Regions from separate parts of the Homo sapiens genome. Here region 2 is linked to region 1. A link is an interaction called in ENCODE POLR2A ChIA-PET data of the cell type or tissue named here. Cell type or tissue: Caco-2. All regions are shown on one strand. Links, peaks and the distances in the headings refer to the core of each region. The heading gives the core; the rest is flanking DNA.

Region 1 (2,914 bases), core at 283-2,782:
CGGCCGCCCCTACTGGGAAGTGAGGAGTCCCTCTGCCCGGCCACCACCCCGTCCGGGAGGTGTACCCAACAGCTCATTGAGAACGGGCCATGATGACAATGGCAGTTTTGTGGAATAGAAAGGGGAAAGGTGGGGAAAAGACTGAGAAATCGGGTGGTTGCTGTGTCTGTGTAGAAAGAGGTAGACATGGGAGACTTTTCATTTTGTTCTGTACTAAGAAAAATTCTTCTGCCTTGGGATCCTGTTGATCTGTGACCTTACCCCCAACCCTGTGCTCTCTGAAACATGTGCTGTATCCACTCAGGGTTGAATGGATTAAGGGCGGTGCAAGATGTGCTTTGTTAAACAGATGCTTGAAGGCAGCATGCTCCTTAAGAGTCATCACCACTCCCTAATCTCAAGTACCCAGGGACACAAACACTGTGGAAGGCCGCAGGGTCCTCTGCCTAGGAAAACCAGAGACCTTTGTTCACTTGTTTTTCTGCTGACGTTCCCTCCACTATTGTCCTGTGACCCTGCCAAATCCCCCTCTGCGAGAAACACCCAAGAATGATCAATTAAAAAAAAAAAATCCTTAGCAATATTACAGATATTTGACAAGAGAGATGAATTTCCAGGCCAAAACTTAAAGGAAAGTGGGATCCCAGAGAGGCATTGGAAGACAGAGCAGAAGAAATTACCCAGAATGCAGAAAAGGGACAAAAAGAAGAGTTTGAGACACATGGAGGATACAATGAAAGAATCTAATATCGTTTAATCAGAATTCTAGAAGGAAAAAAAAAAAAAGAAGCCAGGCATGGTGGTGCATGCATACCTTTCATCCCACTATGTGAGTATTGCTTGAGCCAGGATTTTGAACCCAGCCTGGGCAAAACAGCAAGACCCCATTTTATTTTATTTAAAATACTTTTTTTTTAAAGGAAAGAACAAGAGAATGTGGCAAGGTGAAGATTTGAAAAGATAATGGCTGAGAATTTCCCAATTCTGATGGAGCATCAATCCACAAGTTCTGGAAGCGTGAAGAATTCTAAGCAGGATAAATAAAATAGAATCTACATGCAGATACATCACAATGAAATGTCAGAATTCTGAATACAGAAAGAAAAAAAATTTTATTTTGAGAGAAAGTCTCACTCCATCACCCAGGTTGGAGTGCAGTGGCGTGATCTCAGCTCATGATCTCAGCTCACTGCAACCTCTGCCTTCAGGTTCAAGAGATTCTCCTGCCTCAGCATCCCGAGTAGCTGGGATTACAGGTGCCCACCACCACATCCAGCTAATTTTTGTATTTTTAGTAGTCACGGGGTTTCACTGTGTTGGCCAGGCTGGTCTTGACTCCTGACCTCGAGTGATCTACCCACCATGGCCTCCCAAAGTGCTAGGTGGCATGAGCCACTGCGCCTGGCCTGAATATAGAAAGAAAATCTTAAGAGCAGCCTTCTCAACAACAGCAATAATGGAAGCCATAAGCCAGTAGAATGATATCTTGAACATACTGAAAGAAAATAACTTCCAACCTAGAATTCAAGAGTAAATGTTCTTTTCTTTTCTTTCTTTCTTTTTTATTTTGAGATGGAGTCTTTCTCTGTCACCCAAGCTGGAGTGCAATGACATGATCTCAGCTCACCGTAACCTCTGCCTCCCGGGTTCAAGTGGGGCAGCCTACTCCTGCCCCAGCCTCCCAAGTAGCTGGGATTACAGGCACCCACCACCACGCCCAGCTAATTTTTGTAGAGACGGAGTTTCACCATGTTGATCAGTCTGGTCTCGAACTCCTGACCCTCAGGTGATCCACCTGCCTCGGCCTCCCAAAGTGCTGTTATTACAGGTGTGAGCCACCACACCCAGCCAAGACTGAATTTTCAAACAAGTAAAAACTAAAACAGTTTGCTATCAGCCTCACTGAAGTGCCTCATGAAAAAAATTCTAAAGGATGCAATTCAGGCAGAAGGAAAGGGATCCCAGATGGAAGGTCTGAGATGCAAGAAGGGATGAGGATTTGTACACAAATGTTCATGGCAGTATGATTCATAATAGCCAAAAAGTGGAAGCAACTCAATGTCCATCAACAGATGAATGGATAAACAAAATGTGGTATATCCATACAACGGAATATTATACAGCCATAAAGAGGAATGAAGTGTTGATACATGTTATGACATGGATGGACTTTGAAAACATTATATTAAGTGAAAGAATCCAGACACAAAAGGCCACATATTACATGTTCCATTTATGTGAAATGTCCAGAGTAGGCAAATCCACAGAAACAGAAGGTACACTTGTGGTTGCCAGAGAGGGGGGGAGGAGGGAGGAATGGCAAATAATAGGTACAGGATTTCTTTTGAGAGTGATAAAAATGTTACGGAATTAGATAGTGGTAATGGTTGTACAACCTTGTCAATATACTAAAAGCCACTGAATCGTACACTTCAAATGGTGAATATTATTATTATTATTATTATTATTATTATTATTATTTTGAGATGGAGTCTTGCTCTGTTGCCCAGGCTGGAGTACAGTGGTGTGATCTCAGCTCAATGCAAGCTCTGCCTCTGGGTTCAAGCAATTCTACTGCATCAGCCTCCCAAGTAGCTGGTGAGAGGTGACAGCGTGCTGGCCGTCCTCACAGCCCTCGCTTGCTCTCGGCGCCTCCTCTGCCTGGGCTCCCACTTTGGCGGCACTTGAGGAGCCCTTCAGCCCACCGCTGCACTGTGGGAGCCCCTTTCTGGGCTGGCCAAGGCCAGAGCCAGTTCCCTCAGCTTGCAGGGAGGTGTGGAGGGAGAGGCGCGAGCGGGAACCGGGGCTGGGTGCCGTGCTTGCAGGCCAGCTGGATGTCCGGGTGGGCGTGGGCTTGGTGGGCCCTGCACTCGGAGCAGCCGGCCGGCCCTGCCGGCCCTGCCGGCCCGGGGCA
Region 2 (2,914 bases), core at 300-2,799, 130 kb after region 1:
ATGCTTGAACAAAATGTGGTATATCCATACAATGGAACCTTAGTCAGCCATAAAAAGGAATGACATTCAGGTATATGCTATAACATGAAGGAACCTTGATGACAAGGTTTATTTTACCTTAGTAAAATAAGCCAGGCACAAAAGGATAAATATTGTATGATTCCACTTATATATGGTACCTAGAGTAGTCAAATTCATAGAGATAGAAAGTAGAATGGTGGTTGCCAGAACTGGGAGAAGGGGGCATGGGGAATAATTATTTATGGGATGCTGCAGAGTTTCTGTTTGTGATTAATGAAGTTCTGAAACTGTAGAGCGGTCATGGTTACACAACATTATGAATGTGCTTAATGCCACTTAACCAAACACTTAAAAACGACAAATCTTATGTATATTTTACTATAAAAATACATAAGGGGATTCATAGCTTTTCAAAATGCTTCTAGGGAGTATAGGAGAGGGGGAAAAAGCCAGTAGTCCTCAATGCAATGAGCCCTACACCAGCAACTTTAAGGCTGAGGCAGAGAAATGTAACTGTTAGAGCCACACCACCTGGTCAGCTTTTTTTAAGTGTGTGTGCGTGTGTGTGTGTTTGTGTGTGTGTGTGTGTGTGTGCATGCACATTTTGTTTTTCCTTTTTGTGGAGCACTATATTCCCCAGGCAAATCTCAAACTCCTGGGCTCAATCTATCCTCCTGCCTTTGCTTCCCTAAATGCTGGGATTACAGGTGTGAGTCCAGCAGCTTTTTTTCTTTTCTTTCTTCCTTTTTTTTTTTTTTTTTTTTTGAAACAGGGTCTTGCTCTGTTGCCCAGGCTGGAGTGTGATGGAGTGATTATGGCTCACTGCATCCTCCAACTCTCCAGCTCAGGCGATCCTCCCATCTCAGCCTCCCAAGTGCAGGTACCTGGGACTACAGGCACACACCACCACACCCAACTAATTGTTAATTTTTTTGTAGAGACGAAGTCTCCTTATGTTGCCCTGGCTGGGCAACTCCTGGGCTCAAGCAATCCTCCTGCCTCGGCCTCCCAAAGTGCTGGGATTACAGGCACAAGCCACTGCGCCCAGCCTTGGTGAGCTTTCTGAACTCAAAGCTGAGTAGAGACCTGAAGTAACTATCAGGACAATATGGGTCAATAAAACTCATCCTCCTACTTCCATTCGTGTCTGAGTTAAAACAGTATCTTCCACTTAAGTGCTCATTTCTCAAGTTTTGATTTTAAATATAAAAACAGCCTAAAGGTGCTTACTGTGTTTACTTCTTTTATATTTCAACTATCTGATTTTTTAGCAGTGTCTAGGGACAAAAACTAGCATTTCTCTGAGACCATCACATCCCCAATCTGACTGCTATGTGAATGGTTTGTTGGGTGCCTGGAATGGCTTGTTTATGTAAGCTCTCACCTGTAATCCCACACTTTGGGAGGCCGAGGCGGAGGATCACTTCAGGCCAAGAGTTCAGTTCAAGACCAGCCTGAGCAACATAAGGAGATCCAACCCCCTACCCCCATCCCCACCTCCAACCCCAGCTCTACAAAAAAATTAAAAAATTAGCTAGGGCCAGGCGCCGTGGCTCACGCCTGTAATCCCAGAATTTTGGGAGGCCGAGGCGGGCGGATCACGAGGTCAAGAGATCGAGACCATCCTGGACAACATGGTGAAATTCCCGTCTCTACTAAAAATACAAAAATTAGCGGGGCGTGGTGGCGTGGGCCTGTAGTCCTAGCTACTCGGGAGGCTGAGGCGGGAGAATCGCTTGAACCCGGGAGGCGGAGGTTGCAGTGAGCCTTTGCGCCACCGCACTCTAGCCTGGCGACAGTGAGACTCCATCTCACCAAAAAAAAAAAAAAAAAAAAAATTAGCTGGGAGTGGTGGCACGCGCCTGTAGCCCCAACTACTCGGGAGGCTGAGGCGGGAGGATCGCTCGAGACCAGGAGTTTGAGACCAGCCTGGGCAACATAAGGAGACCCAACCCCCCCGCCCTTCAGCTTTACAAAAAAATTAAAAAATTAGCCAGGAGTGGTGGCGCCGCGTGCCTGCAGCCCCAGCTACTCGGGAGGCTGAGGCGGGAGGGTCGCTTGAACCCGGGAGTTCAAGGCTGCAACGAGCTATGATAGCGCCACTGCACTCCAGCCTGGGCGACAGAGCAAGACCCTGTTTTACACAGACAAACAAAAACGAACAAAAAGGTCACAGCGAACTTTGTTCAAAAGTCACATTAACACTTAAATGCCTTAACCCGGACTGAAAGCCCGGGCTTAGGACACAGGGCAGCTCTCCCTCAAAAAGGGGTCTCCCAGCAACACCCAATCCACAAGTTGCTCCTCGCCCTCCCCAAACCGGTACAAGATATATCAGTCTCTGGGCAGCTCCAACGGATTCTGAAGCTACGGGAGGGACTAAGGAACAAATATGAAATGTCGGACAAATGAAATGTGCGCAACAGCTAGGTTTTGGAGGATAAGCCAGTTGCTGAGCGACTTCTCAAATCTTCCAAGTGCCTCCAACACCTCTCCCACCCGGTAGGGCTGCGCTCTTTAGCTCTTTCAACCTTCCACGACCGGCCTCTCCGCTGCCCTATCAGCAAATCATCGGGCCGGTGCCTGCCAGTCCGGGCCAATCCCGAACACATTTACTTTGAGCGGGAAAAGCTCAGAAGCGGCGAGAGAGCGTGGTCCGCTAACCGCCCCTTCCTCTCCTTGTCTCTGGGGGGTAACGGAGCCTGGAGTGGTCGCCCATTGGATGGGCATCGGACCAATGGCGGGCTGCGAAACGGGAGGGGCGGGCCTCACAGCGGGGCGGGGCGCGCCTGTGCCGTGTCGCGTGCCGAGCCGCGAGCCCCAGGCAGGCCAGGTAACGGCCTCTGCCCCCGCCCCTCCCTCCCCGCTCGGACTTCCCTTACCCGCACACTGG

The links. ChIA-PET counts read pairs that join two places held together with the same protein. Peaks named below come from ENCODE experiments on the same cell type or tissue, not always from the same donor. Only the 100,000 strongest peaks of a DNase experiment are listed, where the experiment ranks them.
Region 2: POLR2A ChIA-PET joins it to region 1 with 10 read pairs; 6 of 35 experiments call an interaction of 5 or more read pairs at or near these places.

Annotation. Positions count from the first base shown.
Region 1 is chr17:44,525,184-44,528,097 of GRCh38, forward strand. No RefSeq gene overlaps it. Among named protein-coding and RNA genes, the nearest start is that of GPATCH8, 23 kb to the left of the region's middle. In Caco-2, for the core only: no CTCF peak of the experiment used is centred there; no DNase peak of the experiment used is centred there.
Region 2 is chr17:44,653,561-44,656,474 of GRCh38, forward strand. It overlaps MEIOC (meiosis specific with coiled-coil domain), which reads left to right and starts at 2,908. Exons shown (of 8, transcript NM_001145080.3): 1 at 2,908-2,914. RefSeq lists a silencer at 2,712-2,914. In Caco-2, for the core only: no CTCF peak of the experiment used is centred there; no DNase peak of the experiment used is centred there.